2 separate regions of the Homo sapiens genome follow, and region 2 is linked to region 1. Evidence: chromatin contacts called from ENCODE Hi-C or POLR2A ChIA-PET data. All regions are on one chromosome and are shown on one strand. The core of a region is the stretch at or near the end of the contact, and the rest is flanking DNA. Distances in the headings are between cores, read along the strand shown. Region 1 holds the start of EHBP1 (EH domain binding protein 1). Region 2 holds the start of USP34-DT (USP34 divergent transcript).

The links. Hi-C counts contacts between places; a loop is a spot of excess contacts on that map. ChIA-PET counts read pairs that join two places held with the same protein, here RNA polymerase II (POLR2A). Pooled maps may share reads with other maps.
Region 2: a map of naive thymus-derived CD4-positive, alpha-beta T cell shows a loop between it and region 1 (13-fold over the local background). The contact joins the promoter of USP34-DT here to the promoter of EHBP1 in region 1. A Hi-C loop is called at or near these places in 1 of 168 maps with a recorded cell type or tissue (naive thymus-derived CD4-positive, alpha-beta T cell) and 11 of 50 pooled maps. POLR2A ChIA-PET finds 5 or more read pairs at or near these places in 1 of 52 experiments (AG04450).

Annotation. Positions count from the first base shown.
Region 1 is chr2:62,703,883-62,709,826 of GRCh38, reverse strand. EHBP1 (EH domain binding protein 1) reads right to left here and starts at 4,114. Exons shown (of 23, transcript NM_001142616.3): 1 at 3,775-4,114; 2 at 2,532-2,930. The coding sequence starts at 2,635. RefSeq lists silencers at 3,778-3,857, 3,978-4,237 and an enhancer at 4,268-4,407.
Region 2 is chr2:61,466,188-61,472,858 of GRCh38, reverse strand. It overlaps USP34-DT (USP34 divergent transcript), which reads right to left and starts at 1,763. Exons shown (of 3, transcript NR_185882.1): 1 at 1,480-1,763. It overlaps USP34 (ubiquitin specific peptidase 34), which reads left to right and starts at 1,772. Exons shown (of 80, transcript NM_014709.4): 1 at 1,772-2,209. The coding sequence starts at 2,167. RefSeq lists silencers at 1,521-1,830, 1,861-1,940, 2,031-2,450 and enhancers at 5,494-5,993, 6,522-6,671.

The sequences.
Region 1 (5,944 bases), core at 2,865-5,364:
AATTCTGGTATTAAGTTCTAGATGTAAGTTCTAGAACCACTAGACAATACAAGAAGTATTGGGGGTACTAAGTATTAAGTACCCCCAATACTTCTAGGAGAACATCCAAATCCTTCTGGTATTAAGTCCAGATCCTATCATAAGACCTGATTTAATAGGGACACCATAATGGCCATCCCTAAAAGTAATCAAGCCATTTATTCAACTGCAATCAAGCTAAATTTTCGCTGTAGCTTTTACCTTTAGACACATTAGCAATAACTTAAATTGTTATTTAAAAATTAATAACTTAAAAGCTCTAGGGAAATAAAATTCCAGGAAGGCTGCAAACTGTGAGGAAGAAACTGATTTTCTAACTGAGGAATCACCTGATAATGTTCTATTTCCCTTAAGAAAAAGATTAAAATTTAACCATCTTAACGTTGATGCTCCCAGTATACTGCCAAGTTAAGAAACACCTATAATCACGACCTTCTCCAGCTTGGTCAAATACATCCAAATTTCCAACACAAAAGCTTGGATGTCAATCTAGCCCTTTTCTTCTCCCTCATCCCCATCTTGCTCAGATCCCCAACTGAAATGACCACCAAATCCTACCCATTTTGTGTTCTGAGTGTTCCTCCAGTTAATTCTCTCCATTCCCTTTGCCACTGCCTAGTCCTAACCTTTTGTCTCCCCTTATTTATTAAAACAGCTACCCTAATATTGCTGCTTCCAGTCACCTTTTTACTATGATCCTCAGTCTACACTGTTGTCCTGGTGATTTTCCAATAGCAAACCTAATGTCTCTTCTGCTCATAATCTTTTACTATGTTCCTATCACCTACAGAATAATCCCCAAATCATTTATTAACAGCACATAACTTAACATGCTTTCAGTCCTGCCTGACTCTCAAACCTCATATCTCACTGCATGCCCCCCAATCCTACACTTTAAACCCCATTAATATCAAACTATACTACTTGAATTTCCAGCACATCCCATGCTAGGTAAGCCTCCCATGTTTCTGCATAGGTTGTTGCTTCAGTCTAGAATGTCTTTTACGTCTTCTCCCTTGGCTTCCTGGACAACAACTATGAATCTTTCAAAACCCAGCTCAGATCCCAGGAAGCCATCCCAACAACTCATCCTCTACCCTTAAAGAATTGTTTTTCCCTCTGCGACCTCTGTACATAATAATGGCATCTATTAGGCACTATGTCCCTGACACTGTTCCAAGCATTTTAAATGTATTAACTCATTTAATCTTCACAATTACCCTCCCCATGAAGTGGCACCATTATGACCTTTATGGATATGGAAACTTGAATCACGGAGAAGTTAAATAACCCGTCCTCAAAGATACTCAACTGTATCGAGACAGATTAAAATCCTTATGTCATACATATTTATATTATTGCATCTCTCACGGTGAATTTATTCATGTGACTCTCCTTATACTGGACTGCACACTCCTTGAGGACAGGGATTATGTTGTATTCTACTCTAAATCCACAGTACCTGGTATAAAGTAGGTAATGAGTGCATGCATTTCTCAAACTGATTTTAAAATAATATTCCTAATAAGTTGAAGAGAAAAGCATTCAGAAACTAGTTCCAAATAAATATTCAAATATAAGAGTTCTAGAATAAAGCAAGCTATTTTTTTAATCTAATAAAATGGATGTTAAAAAGAAAAATTATTACAGACCTGAATTACAGTCCTTCTGGACAAAGAAATGGACTTATTTTGCAATAAGTCCATTACTGCTTAATCACTGCAGTAAATCAAGACCCAAACGACCATTTGCTTAAAATTAACTTTTTTCTCTCACTAAATAAAAAATTTTTGTTGTTTATCATTCAGGGCAATGGAAAGAAAGCCCTATATTTACTCTTCTCAAGTGGAAAAAAGCCAATCACAGACCAGCACTACTAATTGCTTCCTTAAATCTGGCCAAGAAATGTATCCCATTAGGCAATTAAAATAAAATACAGTTGCCTGAGTAAGCATTTAACAAAAGAATTTCTAAGGTTTTGTGGATGGCATTCCATTAATCAAATAATGAAAAATTCTTTATCCTAAGCAAGGAAAAATGAAAAAACAAAAATAAAATAGATTACCATCACCCCACAAGAATATAGACTTCTATATTAAAACTCTATTAAATCATATGCCTGTTATATTAAAATATACGGATTAATGCTCACAATATTTCAGTAGCCATTCTTTGTCTCCTTAAAATTACAAAAATCAAAGTTATTTTAACACTAATGATGAATAACCTCAAAACCAAATCTATTGTATTTAGTGTGCTCTCACAGTTACAGTCCTCTGAGCCATACTGAAGCGCAGTAATTAAAATCCACAGGGATGGTACTAGCAGCAACAGTGCACAGCACAGTACTTGTTAGAGTTATCTGCGCCCCACCCAGCTTCTACACACTAGTGCACTATAGAAAGGTAAATATACTATCAGAAGACCCAGAGTTTAGGCCACAGTATGCTTAGGCCACAGCACAGCAAAATCTACCTCCAGGTACATCTTACCATTTCTTCGTACACTCAACCATGAGCTCCTGGTAGGAGGCCACAAACTGGAACTTGGATGCATGTTTTCCCACACGCTGCAGTCTCTTCCAAACTGAAGCCATGATGATCAGTCAAGACACTGGAGCAGTTCTGGGTTAGCAATACAGCAGCTTTAATAATGCAGAGGGTCCAAAGCAAAGGAACTTTGCATGTATGTCTTTTAAAAACTCAACTACAACTCGAAATGATGCTTGGGGTCCATAAGTCTTCTCCCTGTTTCACAGGGTAAATCCCATCTTAGATGAATGGCCCAGTCAAGAACACTATGATATACGTGACAGGATGAGTGGGAAGGGGTTCCCTCATGGAGACATCACCATGCCACCTCAGGGGCTATATGATGGGTATTCTGGAGGGCTGAAAAGCAAAACAAAGACAAAAAGAGAAAGAATATGAGGAGAGAATCATGAGAAATGACTAACCACCCATGTTAAATAACGCTGCAAAAGACCATCCCAGTTCTCTGCATGTCTTTTAAACAATGAAACAAAACACTGACCTCAAAAGCCAGTAACATCAAGGATGCAAGACACCAAGGAAGAAATTACAATTCACACCGAAGACGTGGAGCGACACATCAGGTAGTCAGCACCAACAACAATCCAGAGAGACGGTAACTCGGGGCCCTACCTCCCCCTGTTAGCATCACTGAAGGGCGAGCAGAGCGGGAAAGTCTAGGGATGCTGTTTAATGTCCACCGCCAGAAAGAGGGAGAAGTGGAGTATTTTTTAATAAACTTTGTTTTTCAGTCGATAATTAATAGCCTCAAGTCCGACAATATGTGCTTGGAACAAATTAGGGAGCCAGGAGGAATGCTATTTTTCAGTCGGAGGGAGGAAATGGATGGGGAACGAGGAGTGGAGGGAAATCTCCAGGCAGAGAGAGGGCAATGTCCCGGCTCCAGGCCACTTGGGCTCCTTCGCTGCCAACCGGAGGGAAATGGAAACTCCTGCCTGGGGGTGAAGCAATGACCAGCGGGGCAAGTGGACTGTGCAGGGTGCGGTGCCTCCCTCCCCCATCCTCAGGGAAACAGTCCGCCGGAGCCCAGTCTCCTCACGCACGGAGCCCAGACCCCTGCCCCCCAGCGGAGACAGGCGGTGGCTCGTCCGCGGTCCCTGTCACCCAGGCGATACCAGAAGACCCCAGCCCGGACCCCGAGCCCCGGCCCCGCCGCTCGTCCACTCCCGCCCCCTCCTCACACCTCTAATCCCGCTGTCGGGCTGAGTCTGGCCCCGTTCCCTTCTCATAGCCGCTCCTCCGTCGCCGCCGCAGCAGCAGCCGCCGCCGCCACCGAGTCCTCCATCCCCGCCGGAGCCACATGGAACAGCCAAGCCAGCCACGGCGCTCGCGGTAGCCGGGATCTGCAGCCCCTCAGGCGGACGGCGCCCCTCACGCCCACCCCCTCCCTGACAGATCGCCCCGCGACCGTCCCCCACCCTACCAAGCCCTGCCAGAGCCACCGCTCAGCGCCCAGCACCCCCTCCCCCGCCTTTCTCCTCCGCCACCATCATCATTACCTCCCCCGCCGCACCTCTCACACTAACCCTACCCACGGCAGCTCAACCTCCACCGCCCCGCCGCCATTGGCCAGGCCCCGCGCGTGCCCCGCCCACCTCGGCGGCCGGGTCTTACAGCGGCTGGGGCACCTCATTGGTAGAACTGCCTGCCCATCACAGGGGCTCCGCCTTGCCCTTGCTCGGGAGGTGGTTTTTCCCCGAAGCCGGAATGCGACGCACAGGCTACCTTTTTTTTAAAAAAAAAAAGAAGGAACCGACTAAGGACGATCCCGCCCGTTCTTCTGATTGGCTTGGAGAGGGAAGCGATAGGCGGGAGGAATAGGGAGTGTTTATAGTGAACTGCAAGGTGATTGCAGAAGGTGGCTGTCCGTCAAAGGCGCCGCTGGTGCGGGGCTGGGTTTCTGGCCCCTAAGGGTGATTGCAGACCTAGAGATTGGCTTCGCTGCAGCTGTGGGCAGTGCAGCTGCCTGTGGGTTTCTCTCCTGTTCTCATCTCCGCCAGGACCTGGGCGCGCCCTCTCCTCCGCCACTGGCAACTAGGGTTTTTGCGCATAGCCTTTATTTCACCAGTTCCTCCTGGGATCTTACCTGACAACCTGAAGTAATGACCCTGTCAGGCACCCCCCGACACCCCGGCCGCTCCCCGCCCAACATAGAGTCAACTGGTCTTCAGTGGGATTGAATCAGCTGAGCTAGACACAAAATGTGTACAGTACAATTTCTTATTGTTCGGAGTCTTCAACATTTCTTTGAATCTTGGTTTCCTCTTCGCTGTCGGACTCTTTTGCCCCTAGTGAGAACTGTAGATGGATTTGGGAACAGCTAGCATATAAAAAGGGTGGTCAAAGGCAAAAAGGAGGAGGCAGAGTGAGGGCAGGGACACTCAATCTTGTTAAAAGAGCCAAGGGCCCTTTTGAGAATATGAAAGCTACAGATACTTTCTCAAGGGGGAAAAAGTGTTCTGTCTCAAAACACAAAAAATTGTTTTCAGTTTTAGGTGGTTCACAGACCCCTGGTGTGGAGAAAGAGGACAAAGAATGAAACTTCAGGGGAATCCTAGCATCTAAGGAATAAACAGAGTAAAATGGGAAAGAGACCGAGAAGGAATAATCAGAGAAGTAGGCGCATCAGCAAGCTATGGGCAGACAGTTTGGAAAAAAAAGAGAGGCAAGCTAACATAAAAAGAAAGCAAGCGGGATGGGTTCTGGAAACAAGGATCATTCAATCTTACGAAGGTTGGAAAGCAGGGTGCATGGACAAAGTAGCTTGAAAGGTGTTAGGGTCTAGGGAGGATTCTTTCAGGGACAGGAAGAGAGAGCAGTGATGGGTGAGAATTGAGTCCATCTGTAGACATTGGGGGCCAAGACAAAGTGGAGAGACATGTTGAAGAATCAAGAGAGATGGGGAGACAGATATAAGGCTTGAATCCAGTATCTAATTCAATTTCCACTTTCAATAAAGAAAATGATCTAATAATACAAGAGCACAGTGTGCATTTTACAGAAAACAGCATAGTTATCGCTTATTTTGCTAGTCAATTCTAAAATGTTAAGATAATCGTAATAATCATATTGATTCTTATTTTCTATTAAGAGTTCTCTGATGTCCTTCCTGAGTGGTTTACGAAGTCACTACAACCTACAGCCATTATGATCTCATATAATAATATATTCTGCATCTTTAGTAGGCTTTAAGTGTGTGGAGTTTTTTAATGGCTTATTTGTAGAAATGGTCATAAATTATTTTCATCCAAGTTACCCTTCAGAAACAATCCACATGATGATCAGAAGGTTTTTGCACCCTATTTATTACTGTTCTCTGGAAGTTCTCAAACTTTCTTATGTGGTCATTCTGG
Region 2 (6,671 bases), core at 514-3,013, 1.2 Mb after region 1:
CAGGGCTCCCACTATGTTTCTCAGGATTGTTGCTTACCTTTTATCAGGAGGAACTCAATTATGTATGGCCAGCCCTAGAAAAGCCAGATCACCATGATGGTTGGTTTCAACTGCTACCTGAAAAAACGTGAGACCAGCACGTTGGCTCATACCTGTAATCCTAACATTTTGGGCCGGAGGATCAGTTGAGGCCAGGAGTTTGAGACCAGCCTGGGTAACATAGCAAGACCCTGTCCCTACTAAAAATAAAAAACAATTAGTTACGTGTGGTGGAGAGCGCCTGTAGCCCCAGCTACTAGGGAAGTGGGAGGATCCCTTGAGCCCATAAAGTGGAGGCTGTAGTGAACTGTGATCGCACCACTGCACTCTAACCTTGGCGACAGAGTGAGACTTTGTCTCAAAAAAAAAAAATTCAAATAAAAATAATTGGGGTTGTGTTGGCAGGGAAAAAAGGGATACGTGGGAATGTATGTTGAGTGGACAACGAATGTCTGCCTCAGGATCCAAAGTAAGTCTGCAAAAACCCAATTCTGTGAGAAAGACAAGGAAGAAGGGAAGATGATGGTAGAATAGAACTACAATCCTAAGGATCACCTGCTAGTGGGAAACAAAACGGGTTGGGCAGACTGTTTATAGTATCAACTTCAAGCAGCAGAAAGGCAAAGCATTTGGAACCAGGTGGTTCTGGCATGGAGAGATGGGCGTGCCATAACCTCCACAAAAGCTATCGAGAGAATGACTACAGAGCCTTGACAGACACTCTGGTTACCGTTCAGAGATTCTGTACACGATCTTTCGGACTTTGCAGTCACATGTCTATGTAAACACGTTGAACACAAAAATTAGCAAGCAAGGGGTAAGTGCCGGCGTGAGGAAAATTCCCTTACAAGCTTCAGCTGACTGCCCCCTTCACCTGTTCTTTATCTTAATATCCTTGTTATTCGCTCTCTGCTGAAGAAGATTTCTTGCTATTTCAGGTGGGGCTGATGGGCACATCGTGAGGGGCCCTCTTCCGTAAAAACGAGACGATGTCAGGCAAACACTCCTTACCCTGCCATTTCTAGTTACGTCAAGGATCTTACTGCTCCAGGACGGAGGACCTTCAAGGAACTGCAGGGTAGCGATAATCACCGATGCAGTTAAGCCGGGCCCTGGGCTGATTCACTCTCAGACCCCGGGGGGAGTGGCCCTTGCGCCCGAAAGAGGGCTACGGCGTAGACCCGGCCCGGCACCCAAGTTGACTCCTTGCTTCCCGTACCCCAAAAGCCTAAGCGCGGAAGAGGCCGGGGACACCAAAGAAACCCGCACCAACTCCCCGACCCAGGCCCTGGGGAAAAATGGCGAAGCCCAGGGGCGGGGGACAGGACGGAGCGAGTGACCTGGCGCTCCCCGGGCCTCAGAGCCCGTGGAGTGGGTCGTGGTGGGCGACGCCACGCAACCGCGACCCGTCCGTTGCCTCCGCCATCTTCTCCTACTCACCCGGACTCCCCCCGCGGCCGCGCTGGCTTCGCGTTTCCCTTCCGGCCGCTGACAGAGATCCGGGCTGGGCGGGGTGGGCGAGCGCGCGGAGGGGGTGGACCGAGGGCGGGGAGGCCGGACGGAAGAGGAAAGGGAGGGCGGCGAGCCGGCCACGGCGGGGTGTGGAGCGTGCGGCGTGTGTGCGGAGGGAGAGGTGGGGGGCGGAGGAGAGGCGAGAAAGGGAGGGAGGCGGAGGAATGAGAGCGCGAGGCGCCTCTCGTCCGCTCCTAAGCCCGGGCGGAAAGAGCCGAGCGCAGCCCGAGCGCTCTGTTAAAATGGCGGCGGCGTCGGCGGTGGCCGCGGCGTCTGGTCGGTGAAGTGACTCTGCTGCTTCTCTCCCCACCCGCCCCCTCCCCCCCTCTCCCCTCCCCCCGTCCTTCCCCCCCTTCCCCGCCGCCGGCGCCTCGGCGCCCCTCCGGCCTGCGCACCTCCCCTCGCTCCCCTCCTCTCCCCCTCCCGCTGCGGGGACCGCCGGCCCCCTCCCCCATTCTCTTGCTCCCCGCCCCGTCCCCGCCGCCGCCCGCCCTAGTCGCCTCCCCGCCCCGCCGGCCGGCCGGCCCCCTCCTCCGCCTCTCTCCCCTCCCCCCCGCCGGTCGGGATCAGTCAGTGTGATCCGAAGCGGGGGAGGGGGGGGGCGGCGGCCGAACGATGTGCGAGAACTGCGCAGACCTGGTGGAGGTGTTAAATGAAAGTAAGTAGCCGCGGTAGCGGCCTGTCGGGGTGCACGGTTTGGGGTCCTCGCGCAGCTCTCTGGCCTCCCCGGGCTGCCGCGGCCTGCGGGAGGCGACGGCCGGGCCGGGCGGCGTGCGGGCCTAGCGCCCCGGGAAGGTGCGCGGTGGCGCGGCCGCCGCGGCGCCTCGGGCCCAGCCCGGCCGGGTTACCTGGGCGCCCGAGAGGCGGCCGCCGCGGAGCTCCGGCTCGGCCTGGCCCGGGCGCTCTGGGCTCTCGGAAAGTTTCCTCATTACAGGTGTCAATTAATGAAGGCAGTAATGAACCCCTCGCCGCCTTCGCCTCCTTCGCCCTGCCGGGAAGGTGCGGGGAGGTGGGGTCGGAGGACGAGGCTTTCCTCCGCAGTCCAAATCCTCCGGCCGCCCTCTTTGATTTCCAGCGTGCTGCCGAGGCCTCTCTTACCTGCTAATTTTCATTAAACTCCCGGGAGCAGGGTGGTGGTTTTTCCCTCCCTTGCGGGTTTGTGGGTGTCTTAAACACTTCAGCCAGACCTTAAATAGCTGAAAACGAACTGTGATAGTGATGATTGGAACCTTCATACCTATTTTTAAAATAAATTTGTTAATGATGTTTCTTAGTGTAGCATTCACCGCTTTAATGGTACATTCTGTTAAGCAGAGCACTGTACTACACATACCATCCCGGGATAGTTATGGCCTATCTCTCTTGGAAGGAAAGGCCTTTTACCTGGTACTTTACTTTTTATTATTAAAAAGGGTACGTTGATCTTTTCTGGCCTTTTTATTTTATTCTCGACCCTTGCAAGATGGTATTTCAGCTTATAGAAGATATATTGCAAATCAACTACTTCTGGGCGTAAAGGCCTAGTTGGCAGAGGTGAATTAGATGAAGGGATCAATTTACAAAAAGTTGATTGTTGAAAAAATGCTCACTTATGAACAGTTTATGTGGGTTTTGGATTTGTATTCTGTTTGTGATATTTCCACAGACTTTCAGACTATCTAATTTTGTAATACAATTCGCTAAAACAGTTGATTTATAAAATGTACCATGGTATTTGTGTTTGACTGTCACTTTAATGACCAAAGACAATAATAAAAGTGGAAGGGTTCTAACTTAATTTCAACTCCGTATTTACTTCCTGATAGGTGGAATAGGCTTTTGCACATATTCCAACTAGAGGTTCCAGTATTTGTGTCACCCTAAATTATCCTAGAATTTTAAGATTATTTGTGTGTATTTTGAGATACTTTTATTTCTGGCGCAGGCGGTTTACGATATGATAAACTTAAATCCTCAATACTTACTGTGTTTTATATCTCACATACAAGTCGTGTGATTATGATTGTTACGCTCAACTTGGAAAGTTAATCGTTTTGCAATGTAATATGAGGAACAAGTACTTAATTTTGTTGGTGATTTTAAATATCTTTTTTTTTTCTTGAGACAGAGTTTTGCTCTTGTTGCCCAAGCTGGAGGGCAATGGCATGATCTCGGCTCACTGCAAACTCTGCCTCCCAGGTTCAAGCGATTCTCCTGCCTCAGCCTCCCAAGTAGCTGGAAATGTAGGTTCCCCACACCATGCCCGGCTGATTTTTGTATTTTTGGTAGAGACGGGGTTTCACCATGTTGGTCAGGCTGGTCTTGAGCTCCTGACCTTGTGATCCGCCTGCCTCGGCCTCCCAAAGTGCTGGGATTACAGGCGTGAGCCACTGCGCCTGGCTGATTTTAAAATATCTTAAACTTGGAAAATTTTAAACAAAACATCTAAAGAAAGTAAAGTTGGTTTATCTTTTGAAAAGAGGTGGCATCTTGATCATAATGAAAGGTCTTATTTAAGATTATCTGGGAAACCCCTAGAACTTTGGTTAGAAGCACTGAAAAATGCAGTGCATTTATGGAGTGTTAGAAATGTGGAGAATTGAAATAGAATTTAGCTTTTATTACCTTTAAGCAAATACAGTTAGTTCAACCAGCTTCTCAAAATCTGGTCATGTGCACCCTCTAAGAAACCTGTTCTAATGAACAAGTAAGGATTTTCTATTTGTGTGTAAGCCAGTGGACTCTAAAAATACTTAGTTTCTTAATATTGCCTTTGAGGCTCAATTTAAAAGTTTAACTCTTAAACAATAATCTCACAGTGATGCTTCCTTTTTAAAAAAATTTACGGCCAGGCGCAGTGGCTCACGCCTGTAATCCCAACACTTTGCGAGGCCAAGGTTGGCGGATCACCTGAGGTTGGGAGTTCAAGACCAGCCTGACTAACATGGAGAAACCCCGTCTCTACTCAAAATACAAAATTAGCTGAGCGTGGTGGCACATGCTTGTAATCCCAGCTACTGGGGAGGCTGACCAGGAGAATTGCTTGAACCCGGAGGCGGAGGTTGCAGTGAGCCGAGATTGTGCCATTGCACTCCAGCCTGGGCAACAAGAGCGAAACTTTGTCTCAAAAAACATTTTTTTTACTTCAACAATTACATGTGTAGTTTATACCACACTATTAAAAGTTGTTTTTTTTTCTGTAGTTCTTTGCTTATCCGTGGCTATGATGGAGCATGATAATGAACATGAGTGGTTGGAGCTTGATAAAACTTGTTGAAGTAGATTATATGTGTTTCTTGTGATCTCATTTGCAGTAATTACCTATAAAGTCTGCCCTTTTCCCGCCTGTACCTTGTACAAAGATGAGCATCAGTTCAACGTTGATTTAGAAATTCAGAGTTGGCCGGGCAACTCTGAATACAGCTCACGCCTGTATTCCCAACACTTTGGGAGGCCGAGGTGGGCGGATCACAAGGTCAGGAGCTCGAGACCAGCCTGGCCAATATGGTGAAACCCCATCTCTACTAAAAATTCACCAATTAGCCGGGTGTGGTGGTGTAGGCATCTGTAGTCCCAGCTACTTGGGAGGCTGAGGCAGGAGAATTGCTTGAACCCTGGTAGGCGGAGGTTGCAGTGAGCCGAGATCATGCCACTGCACTCCAGCCTCGGCCACAGAACAAGACTCCATCTCAAAAAAAAAAAAAAAAAAAACAAAGTTACAGTCCTCCCAAAATGTGCTCAGAATTCATCTTTAAATACGACACCCTGTAACAGTTTAGCCAGCTGAGAGAAGCAATAAAATTGTGCATATTTTTGGGTGGTGTGTTTCCAGGTCATGCTGAAAAATACGTAATTAGTATTAAAGCAACCTCACAAAACAGTCAGACGTGGTGGTGCGCCCCTGTAATCCCGCCTCGGCAGGAGGCTGAGGCAGGAGGATTGTTTGAGGCCAGGAGTTCGAGACCAGCGTGGGCAACATAGTAAGACTGCTTTTTTTATTATTATTATTTTTTTATTTTTTATTTGGAGACAGAATCTCGCTGTGTCACCCAGGCTGGAGTGCAGTGGCACGGTTTCGGCTCACTACAACCTCTGCCTCCCTGGGTTCAGCAATTCTCCTGCCTCAGCCTCCCAAGTGGCTGGGATTACAGGCACACGTCACCATGCCCAGCTAATTTTTGTATTTTTAGTAGAAACGGGGTTTCACCATATTGGCCAGGCTGGTCTGAACTCCTTACCGTGTGATCTACCCGCTTCCGTCTCCCAAAATGCTAGGATTACAGGCGTGAGCCACCGCGCCTGGCCAAGACTGCTGTCTTGAAAAAACAAACCAAAAACACTGTTTCTTGTGAAATTAACAAACAGTGATCACACTTAGAGAAGGCTACCTGGGCAAACGAGTGTAATAAATTTTTTTTTTTTTTTTTGACACGGAGTCTAACTCTCACCCAGGCTGGAATGCAGTGTCGGCTAGCTGCAACCTCCACCTCCCGGATTCAAGTGATTCTTCTGCCTCAGCCTCCTGAGTAACTGAGACTACAGGCACCCGCCTCCTTGCCTGGCTAATTTTTGTATTTTTAGTAGAGGTGGGATTTTGCCATGTTGGCCAGGCTTGTCTCAAACTCCTGACCTCAGGGGATCTGCCTGCCTGTACCTCCCAAAGTGCTGCAATTACAGGAGTGAGCCAGCATGCCTGGCCTAAAAATTTTGTTTAAAAAATTTTTAGTTGATAAATAATAATTTTACATATTCATGGTGTACATAGTGATGTTTCAATACATAAAACGTATAGTGATCAGTTGAAGTTAATTAGTATATCCATCTCAAACATTTAGCATTTGCTTTGGGAACATTCAGTATCCTCCTAGCTATTTGAAACTGTATCATATATTATTGTTTTTTTGAGATAGGGTTTCTTTCCCATTGCCCAGGCTGGAGTGCAGTGGTATGCTCTTGGGTCACTACAGCCTCCGCTTCCTGGGCTTAAGCAATCCTCCTGCCACATCCTCCCAAGTAGCTGGGACTACAGGCATGTGCCACCAAGCCCGGCTAATTTTTGTATTTTTAGTAGAGATGGGGTTTCACCACGTTGGCCAGGCTGGTCTTGAACTCTTGAACTCAAGTGATCTGCCCGCCTTGGC